Regions from separate parts of the Homo sapiens genome. Here region 2 is linked to region 1. A link is an interaction called in ENCODE POLR2A ChIA-PET data of the cell type or tissue named here. Cell type or tissue: OCI-LY7. All regions are shown on one strand. Each heading gives the region's core, and the rest is flanking DNA. Links, peaks and the distances in the headings are about the cores only. Region 1 has its middle 57 kb from the start of RNF144B. Region 2 overlaps DEK (DEK proto-oncogene).

Evidence for each region. ChIA-PET counts read pairs that join two places held together with the same protein. Peaks named below come from ENCODE experiments on the same cell type or tissue, not always from the same donor. Only the 100,000 strongest peaks of a DNase experiment are listed, where the experiment ranks them.
Region 2: POLR2A ChIA-PET joins it to region 1 with 5 read pairs; 2 of 35 experiments call an interaction of 5 or more read pairs at or near these places.

The regions. Positions count from the first base shown.
Region 1 is chr6:18,328,098-18,333,482 of GRCh38, reverse strand. No RefSeq gene overlaps it. Among named protein-coding and RNA genes, the nearest start is that of RNF144B, 57 kb to the left of the region's middle. RefSeq lists a silencer at 2,505-2,554. In OCI-LY7, for the core only: no CTCF peak of the experiment used is centred there; DNase peaks (open chromatin) are centred at 2,542, 2,812, 3,492 and 4,742; H3K4me3 peaks cover 2,114 bases; H3K27ac peaks cover 3,689 bases.
Region 2 is chr6:18,257,778-18,263,162 of GRCh38, reverse strand. It overlaps DEK (DEK proto-oncogene), which reads left to right. Exons shown (of 11, transcript NM_003472.4): 3 at 4,758-4,859; 4 at 5,101-5,210. Among named protein-coding and RNA genes, the nearest start is that of DEK, 4.1 kb to the left of the region's middle. RefSeq lists an enhancer at 2,627-2,746. In OCI-LY7, for the core only: a CTCF peak has its summit at 2,335; a DNase peak (open chromatin) is centred at 2,582; H3K4me3 peaks cover 3,258 bases; H3K27ac peaks cover 2,718 bases.

The sequences.
Region 1 (5,385 bases), core at 82-5,081:
TGATCATAGCTCACTGCAGCTTCAAAATCCTAAAAGCTCAAGCGATCCTCCCCGCTCAGCCTCCCAACTAGCTAGGACTACAGGTACGAACCACCATGCCCAGCTAATTTTTTTATTTTTTATTTTTTGTAGATACAGGATCTCACTTTGTTGCCCAAGCTGGTCTTGAGCTCCCGGGCTCAAGCAATCCTCCCACCTCAGCCTCCCAAAGTGCTGGGATTACAAGGATGAGCTACTGCACCTGGTCAAGATAAAGTATTAAATCCATTTGAACATTCTCACCAGGCAACCCAGACATCTGAGCATGATTCCTGACTTATACTTGAGCTCTTACTCCTTATTGTTACATTGGCTCTCTTAATTCCAGAAGCCTGAACCACACAGCTGTTCATATCCCTGAGAACAGCAAATCCAACAGTAAAGCCTCAAGAAACCTTACATCTGCTCGCAGCTGAATGCCACCACGTTGTCTGCAATGACAATTAAGAGTCTTGAATGATATCAGATGTGATGTATAATCTGGTGCTTAACTAAGATTGGGGCCTGGAATCAAAAACAAGGCTGTAAAATGAGGCATCTCACAGACTTTGTCAACAGCCTTGTGAGCCCCAAATATTTGGTATGACCCTGTTTTCTATACAGGATTTGATTCAATTAAATCTAATCAATTTCAATCCAACTAATGGATATGCCAAGCCCTGTGCTAGACAGTGGGTGGGAAGAGGGAGAATATGAATAAAATAATCCCTGTCTCAAATGCTCATAGTCCAGGAGGAAGAACATAGGAACTCCATGATAAAGGTAACAACAGACTAGTGGCCTGGGTACAAAGGCAAAACAGAGGAGAGGAAAGAGCTATCTGGAGGGTCAGGGATATTGACAAAGAGTGGGGTTTAAAGGAAAACCAGGAGTTCATCAGGCAGGAGGTGGGAGAATTGCCTCCAGCCTATCAGCACCACTGAATATCACATCAATTTACCTTATCCATGGGTACATTTAATGCTGAAGACAATATCCATCATTCTTAGTTCAACTAGACAGCCACAAAGAAATTTGTAATGTCTATTTCTCACTTTGCACACACATGACAAAATATTGACGAAAAATAACCCATTACTGAGAACTTACTTTGTGTTAGACATCACAATAGGTATGTTATTCCCACAATAACCCCCTTAAACATTATATATTATCTTTATAGATGAAAAACTCTTAAATAGATCAAGGTCACCTGGCTAGTCAGTGGCTCAGCCAGATTTTGTGGGCTGTTGTTTTGTGTTTCTTTTTATGTTTATCACTTTATTTTTATTTCAATAGCTTTTGGGGTACAAGTGGTTTTGGCTACATGGATGAATTGCATAGTGGTGAAGTCTGAGATTTTAGTGTACCTGTCACCCGAGTAGTGTACATTGTACCCACTATCTAGTTTTTTATCCCTCACCCATTCTCCCCGTTCTGGGTCTCCACTCTGTATGCCTTTGTGTGAACATGCCTTACTTCCCACATATAAACGAGAACATACAGTATTTGGTTTTCCATTCCTGAGTTACTTCAATTAGAATAACGGCCTCCAGCTCCATTCAAGTCACTGCAAAAGACATTATTTCATTCTTTTTAAAGGCTGAGTAGTATCCCATGGTGTGTGTGTGTGTGTGTGTGTGTGTGTGTGTGTGTGTGTGTGTATATCTCATTTTCTTTATCCACTCATTGCTCAAAGGGCACTTAGGTTGGTTCCACGTCTTTGCAATTGTGAATCATGCTGCTGTAAATACATGCATACATGTGTCTTTTTCATATAATGACTTATTTTTCCTTAGGTAGATACCCAGCAGTGGGATTGCTGGATCAGATGATACATCTACTTTTAGTTCTTTAAAAAATCTGAGGCCAGGCACGGTGGCTCACGCCTGTAATCCCAGCACTTTGGGAGGCCGAGGCAGGTGGATGACGAGGTCAGGAGATCGAGACCATCCTGGCTAACACGGTGAAACCCCATCTCTACTAAAAATACAAAAAATTAGCCGAGCGTGGTGGTGGGCACCTGTAGTCCCAGCTACTTGGGAGGCTGAGGCAGGAGAATGGCATGAACCCAGGAGGTGGAGCTTGCAGTGAGCCGAGATCAGGCCACTGCACTACAGCCTGGGTGACAGAGCAAGACTCCGTCTCAAAAAAAAAAAAAAAAAAAAAATCTGCATACTGTTTTCCATAGAGATTATACTAATTTACATTCCCACCAGCAGCGTATAAGTGTTCCCTTTTCACCACATCCACACTAACATCTATTGTTTTTCTGACTTGTTAATGATGCTCATCCAGATTTTGAATCAGATTTATCTAAAGCCAATGATCTGGCCTTAATCACCACCCCAAACTTCCTCTTTATAAGTCATCTATATATCTAAACCAATCCCTTGTTTCTCTATTTAATATAAATCTTCAAGTTGACATAGTTCTCTCTCTGCTATGCTGTGGAGCTAGTGCTAAGTTTCCTTCTTACAATTGCTGGCGTGAAAGCTCCTCCTTTCAGCATTTGCCAAATCATAAACCAAATGCCGGACTTACATGGGGAAGTTGAAAGTTGTTTGGTTTGCAGGACTTGGAGCTATGGTGGAGCTTTCTGTGGCTTGGGGACTCTTTGATTCCAAAGCCTACTTTTCTTTTTTTTGAGACAGAGTTTCACTCTTGTCGCCCAGGCTGGAGTGCAATGGCACGATCTCAGCTCACTGCAACCTCCGCCTCCTGGGTTCAAGTGATTCTCCAGCCAAAGGCCCCAATTTTCTAAGTAGCAAAAGGAAGAGAAACTCCACAGCTGAAGTGACTCAAGAAGGAACTTGAGCTAATGTAATACTTCACGTGCTTTATTACACTTAGGGTTTTTCTGATGTAGATACAGCAGAACTAAATGTACCCAATGGACTGAAACAACAACAACAACAAAAATGCCTTTCCAAAGCTCAGAGGGCATCTAAATATTACCAATTTTTTAAAGTTTATATAAAAAAGGGGAAGAAAATGGAGGAGAGGGAAAAGTCCATATGAAAACAAAGACCCACTGAAATGCTAAAAGGTCAAAGATGCAGAATCCCAACTCTGCCAACTCTTCCTGCTGAGCTGTTTAAGACTAACTAACCCCTCATCTCCCACCCCTGGCTCTCGCCACTACTCATACAAGAAAACATTGCATGGTGGTCCACTTAATTTATCCTGATCATCAGAAACAGCCCCTAGACAACTAAATCTAGGATCTTTAAATGTGGCATAATTTCCTTGCTTTTTAAGGAAATTATGTCAAATTACGGTTGGAGAAAAAAACTGGCTAAGCATTCTTTTAAAAGCTCAGAACAGTCTAAATTATGGGGTTGCACACACAAGAAGAAGGACGTTTTGTTTTAATCTGATTTTAAACTGAATCAGTTGAGGCTGCTGCAAAGATGAACTATGTAATTAGAGCTAACTACTCAGTTAATACAGCTACAGCAAAGAAATACAGTCAGAGTGAAGGGCAGAGACCAAAAAGACCTTTCTTCCGCTTTCTTCACTAGAGTTATTTTTCCCTTTAGTAACGGGAAAGGGAAATATAAATACTATATTTGCATATTAGATGTGCCAAAAAATCACATTAAATAATTTTAAAATTATACTTCTTACAAAATATTCACTTTATCACTTCTTGTAAAATAAATTTATCCTGGGAAAAGGAACTAATTGTTCCTTAAAGAGTTACTAAATGTACTTATTTACATTTAGCATGGTTTTCTCACACACAAACCAATCACACCCACAAGGCCTGCAACAAGAAGGGCTTAATACTTTCAAAGGAACCATTATTTTTGGAATGTCCTGATTTTTAGAAATAATTTTCAAGCAATGATGTCCTGTTCATTATTTTTATTTTTATTTTTTTCAGATGAAGTCTCACTCTGTCTTCCAAGCTGGAGTGCAATGGCACAATCTCGGCTCACTGCAACCTCTGCCTCCCAGGTTCAAGCAATTCTCCTGTCTCAGCCTCCCAAATAACTTTTTGTATTTTTAGTAGAGACGGGGTTTCACCATGTTGGCCAGGCTGATCTTGAATTCCTGACCTCAGGTGATCCACCTGCCTCATGCTCATTATTTTTAAAAGCTAGCTGAGCACGGTGGTTCACACCCATAATCCCAGCACTTTGGGAGGCAGAGGTGGGAGGATCGCTTGAGGCCAGGAGTTCAAGACCAGCCTGGGCAACACAGTAGGACCTCATCTCTATTAAAAATATATATATATATTAGGTGGGCTGGTGCTTTGCACCTGTAGTCTCAGCTACTCAGGAGGCTGAGGCAGGGGGATCACTTGAGGCTGGGTGGTCAAGGCTACAGTCTCTCCAACAACAACAACAACAAAAAAGCCATGGTTAATCTAGTTACTATTCCCACTTAGTTTCAGGAATTGAAAAGAATTTCAAAGTTTACTAAAAAGCAGGGAAGTGATACAAACATCCAATTTGCACAAAAGAGTTATTATGTCTTACCAGTGGAAATCAGGCATAATTGAACAAGTTTTAGAAACAAAGAAACCAAAATGCCTGAGAGATTGAATTTAGAATGTTCCTCAAATGCTAGTGCTAATCACAAGCTAACATGAGTATCACAGTTTCAAAATATAAGAGAACATTTTTCAAGTAATTTTTTTCATTGAAACGGAAACCCAAAAAACAATGCCAGTCATCACAGTATGTGGTAAATGTAACTTCCAGAAACAAGTAACTGACGTGTTTAACAAGGAACCTGTTTTCAGCGTTGGTGAAAGCAAACCAGGTCTGATGATGCATATCTAATCACCCAAGGAAGGCAATAAAACTAAAAAGATTCCATTGGTTCATTAACTATTAAAATCCAACACCAAAGACACAGCCCCTTTAAAGCCTTGACAACAAATATTAACTTATTACACATACAAATTATGCTCAAGACCAGCGACTTTATAATACCAGCAGTAATGCTGCTATTCAAATAATAAACAGGCAATATTATTCCTACTGGGTTGAAAGAATGAAAAATAGCTTAAGGAGTGAATTTTCAAGTGCACGTAAAATGTGGCAAGTTGGGACATGGAAAAACTGAAAGTCTTAAAGGTAGTTCCGTTACCAGAAAGGGATATAAAAATAAAAAGCTCACTCAATGAAAACATAATGCAGAATTAGGTCAGCAAAGCTGAAAACATAATACAGAATTAGGTCACCAACACAGACCTAGAAACCTCCTTCCTCTCTCCCAACTCCACACATAATTCAGTCAAGGCTGGCTGCTTTTTCACCAACCAATCCAAGGATAAAAAGCTAGGAATGAACAACATTCAGGTAAAAGGAGGCCTCTCCTTCTATGAGTGTCAAATTATATAAACCTATGAGA
Region 2 (5,385 bases), core at 303-5,302, 71 kb after region 1:
GGAAACTTGACTGAATAGAGGAGTGTGCTGCGGCAGTTTATCCAGGATGCATGCAGTGTCTGTTTCAGGTGTACCCGCTTCTTGACATGTTTCCAAACATTTAAAAATCCGAGTCGCATCTCTTAGCATTCTTTGATATTAGCTTAGTCTGCGGTTATTTCGTATATGTTTACGACTCAGCCACACTTGGGAAGAGGTTGAAGCGCTCTTCCTAAACCCGGATTTTTTTTAAGCCTCAACCAGCCTGTGGTCACAATCTGGGTTAAGATTACAAGGTGTGCCTTTTGTTTGTTTAAAGTGGTATGTGCCCTAAGAAGGGCATATTTAAGTAAAGCATGGCTTTTTAAATATAAGTTTTCACATAAACTATTGCTTAACAACATGTTATTTTAAAATTATTTTTAATACAACAACAAAATTGGCTGCACTATCTCGCTGCTAGCCAAAGAGGCTCTGCACTTTTTCTCCAATTTTTTGTTTGTATTTTGGTCTTCTGGTGGGGGCAGGGTTGAGATGCCAAAGAAATGGTGAATTTTCTTCATGTCAGGAAAAAATTAGAGAAGTCATGTAAATATACTGTAAGTGGCCAACACAGTAATGCTTGGGGAAGAGTTGGTAGTTGAAAGAATCCCATGTTTTGTTCTAGACAAATTATTTTTAAAAACATGATGTTGTAGAAATTTTATCCCCTAATAGTTTTATTGTAGCTGTGATTTATTATTCTTTTTACTAATTTGAGGTGTTTGTGGGACAAGTAGAATTGTGAAAGTTTTTATTTTACTTAACCCTGAATATTTAACTTTAGAACTGAGGCATCATGGAAGCCAGACAGTGAAATACTTTCTGTATTAGGCTTTTTTTTTTTTTTGCGTTACTATAAAGAAACACTTGAGGCAGGGTAGTTTATAAAGAAAATAGGTTTTATTGATTCGTGGTTCTGCAGACAGTACAAGAAGCATGGCGCCAGTATTTGCTTCTGGTGAAAGCCTCAGGAAACTTCCAATCATGGCAGAAGACAAAGGGGGAGCAGGCATTTCATTTGGGAGTGGGAGCAAGTTGTAGAGGGAGGTGCCATGCTCTTTTAAACAAATCTTGAGAGAACTCACTCACCACCACGGATTACCATGCTAAGCCGTTCATGAGGGATCTGCCCCCATGATTTAATCACCTTACCAGGCCTCACCTCCAGCATTGCAAATCACTTTTCAACACGAAATTTGGAGGGGGCAAACATCCAAAGCATATCATTGCACCCCCGGTCCCCCAACTCTCATATGTTTCTCACATTTCAAGATTCAGTTGTGCCTTCGCAGTAGTCCCCCAAAGTCCGGTCTTGTTTCAGCATTAACACAGAAGTCCCAAATCTGTAAGTCCAGAGTTTCATCTGAAGATGAGTTTCTTCCACCTATGAGCCTGTGAGATCAAAAACAAGTTATTTACTCCCAAGATACAGTGATGGTACAGACATTGGGTAAAATTCCCATTCCAAAAGGGAGAAAGGCCAAAAGAAAGGTGCAATAGGCCCCACACAGTCTGGTTTGGTTTTTGTTTGGTTTTTGTTTTTCTGTGTTTGTTTGTTTGTTTGTTTTTTGAAACGGAGTTTCGCTCTCGTTGCCCAGGCTGGAGTGCAGTGGCCTGACCTCGGCTAACCGCAACCTCTGCCTCCTGGTTCAAGGGATTCTACTGCCTCAGCCTCTCGAGTAGCTGGGATTACAGGCATATGCCACCACAGCTGGCTGATTTTGTATTTTTAATAGAGACAAGGTTTCTCCATGTTGGTCAGGCTGGTCTCAAACTCCCGACCTCAGGTGATCCGCCCGTCTCAGCCTCCCAGAGTTTTAGGATTACAGACGTAAGCCACTGCGCCCGGCCTACAAGTCTGAATCCTAGCAGGGCAGTCTTTAAATCTTAAAGCTCCAAAATTATCTCCTTTTACTGCATGTCTGGCATCCAGAGCACGCTGGTGCAAGGGGTGAGGGGTCCCAAGGCTTTGGGCAGCTCAGGATGCAAGCTGCTTGTGGCTCTACCATGCTGGAGTTTGGAGGTGGCAGCCCCCTTCCCACAGCTCCACTAGCCAATAGAGCCTTGGTGGTGAATCTAGGGGTCCACCCCCCATTTCCCCTTTCCACTCCACACTGCCCTAGTAGAGGTTTTCTTTCTTTTTTTTTTTTTTTTTTGGAGACAAGGTCTCACTTGTCACCCAGGCTGGAGTGCAGTAACATGATCTCAGCTCACTGCAAACTCTGCCTCCCAGGCTCAAGCAATCCTCTCACCTCAGGAACCACAGGCATGCGCCACCATGCCCGGGTACTTTCTGTATTTTTTGTAGAGGCAGGGTTTTACCATGTTGCCCAGGCTGGTCTCAGACTCCTTAGCTCAAGTGACCTGCCCGTCTCTGCCTCCCAAAGGGCCTGGATTACAGGAATGAGCCACCACGCCTGGCCCTGAGTAGCAGTTTTCTGTGAGAGTTCCACCCCTGCAGGAGGCTTCTGCCCAGGCACCCAGGCTTTCTCATATATCCTCTGAAGTCTGTCCTAAGAAAGGGGTCAGATTAGCCAAAATTGGCAGTGATTTTGGGGAAAAGGGAAGTGAGAGAAATGACTAGTAAAAGATGACTCTTAGGTTTCTGTCTTTGGCAGGTGGGTGGATGGTATTAATGTTTTTTGAAAAAAATTCACAAAGTGAGCAAGTTTGGAGATGATTATGATTTTTCTTTTGAATATTTTGAGTTTAGGTGCCTGTAGGACATGAATTGTAGCTGTCCAGATGACAGACAGGCATATACTGTTGGCTCTCCATATCTGTGGGTTCCTCATCTGTGGATTCAATCAACCACAAATTGGTAAAAATGGATGGTTGCATCTGTACTGAACATGTACAGATTTTTTTATTATTCCTAAACAATACAGTATAACAACTATTTACATATCAGTTAAGTTGTATTAGTCATTATGAGTAATCTACAGATGATATAAAGTATATGGGAAGATGGTCATAGGTTACATGTAACTACTACACCATTTTTTTAAAAAATAAGGGACTTGAGCATCCATGGATTTTGGCATCTGAGGGGCGTCCTGGAACCAATCCCTCACAGATACTGAGGCAATATTAGTTAATATGAATCTCAGATGAAAGTTGTGGCTTGGAGATTGACTGGGAAGTCATTAGCTTGTAGTTAGTAATCAGAGACAAGCAAATAGTTTAAATCACTAAGTTGATGAAGTTGAGTGATAGTAGGGGTTGTTTTAGTGTGTTTGGTCTTCATTCTGTACAACATGGCCAGAATATACCTGTTGATAGCCCTTTCTCCTGAAGTATTCTTTCTGTGCGAATCCTTACATTACTAAATCTAAGCTGTCTTTAAAAGCCAGCACACGTGCTTTGTTCCTTTTTCTCTAGTCCCAAAATAATCAATTCCTCCTCAGTGCACAGCAATTTATTTGTGTATCTTTCTTAAGATGTTTTGTTATCTTTTATATTGGCGTATATTTATGTCTCATTTCTTTAGTAGCATCTTTTTCAAAAGATACGCAGTTTTTATCATCCATTTATCCCCTCTTAGTATTGAGTGCAGCTGCACAACACAGGCATTAAATAAATGGCAGAACCTCGAGCAGTATATAGTATTCTTTTATCTGACTTTATTTCATTCAAAAAATGATTTTATTTTAGATAAATGGAGCTTAATGTTTTGAATTTTGAAGTATATGCTACCTGTTTTCTAGATTTTTTTTTTTTTTTTTTTTTTTTTTTTTTTTTTTTTTTGAGACGGAGTCTTGCTGTGTCGCCCAGGCTGAGGTGCAGTGGTGCGATCTCGGCTCACTGCAAGCTCCGCCTCCTGGGTTCATGCCTTTCTCCTGCCTCAGCCTCCCAAGTAGCTGGGACTACAGGCACCAGCCACCACACCTGGCTAATTTTTTGTATTTTTTAGTAGAGATGGGGTTTCACCACGTTAGCCAGGATGGTCTTGATCTCCTGACTGAGTTAGCCAGGATGGTCTCGATCTCCTGACCGAGTTAGCCGGGATGGTCTTGATCTCCTGACCTCGTTATCCGCCCGCCTCAGCCTCCCAAAGTGCTGGGATTACAGGCATGAGCCACCGCGCCTCACCGTAGATTTTTGTGACTAAACAATTTAACTTTGAGTGACTTATGGTCATCATTAGGAATGTTATTCATAAACTACAAAGTAATGCTCTCCCAGTTGATTGCATTAAATGTAAACTTGGAGAGTTTTATCCTATCCACGTACTTCAGGCTGTTCTGCCTGGAAGTCTTTATTTGTGTTTCTTTTGTCAGTTTACTAAATTGTTATTGTTCTCTATATATCTTTTGAAGTTCTTAATCTCCCAGTCTAAATTTGATTATTCCTGAAGTACAGCAAACTGAATCTCAATTATTAAATAGAATTATGTCCAAAGATTAAACAGAGCTAGATTTTTTTCACAAACGAAGTGACTGGACTGTAATGGCAATAATTTTAGTTGGATAAAAATTAGTTTGCTTTCTAATTTTTTTTTTTAACTGAGTCCCTGTGAGTGCCAGGTGAGTAAAATGTTACTCTGAAAAAATTTTCATGGTGCTCTATTAATTAATCAAGTGTTTTCCTCTTTTATGTCATTTGCTTTCCAAAACCATGCTCAGAAGAAGAATAAAGTATTAGGTTTTGGGGACTTTGTTCTACATGTGTATCTAATAAAGTTAATACAATGTTTAAGCTTTTTGTTAATTAAGAAATACTAAATTAATTTCTAGAAAAGAGTCTCATCGTGGAAGGCAAGAGGGAAAAGAAAAAAGTAGAGAGGTTGACAATGCAAGTCTCTTCCTTACAGAGAGAGCCATTTACAATTGCACAAGGTAAGTTTATTCTAGCTTCCTTTCATTTTGTGGTGAAAGTGCCTAAATTTGTGAAAATGATGGTTTGTAGCTTAGTATCAGCAAGGTAGTGTTTTATACTTTTGGTATAATTTTATTTAATTTGCTCTGTAAGAGCAGAGTTACATGTAAATTATGCTGTGAAAATAATTCTCATTAAATTAACTTTGTAAATGTATTAGTAAGCCATAGGTATTTAATTGTGATTTTTTTTTTTCCCCAGGAAAGGGGCAGAAACTTTGTGAAATTGAGAGGATACATTTTTTTCTAAGTAAGAAGAAAACCGATGAACTTAGAAATCTACACAAACTGCTTTACAACAGGCCAGGCACTGTAAGACCTTTTTACACTTTAAACCTACTTGTATATTACTTCACAATGGAATCAATTTCTGTAAATGTTAGTGATCCACTAGTTCAATTTCCACACTTTATGACTGAGCAGACTGAGGTATATACTTATTAAATGATTTATCACAGGAAACACAGCTGGATATTAGCACTTGGAT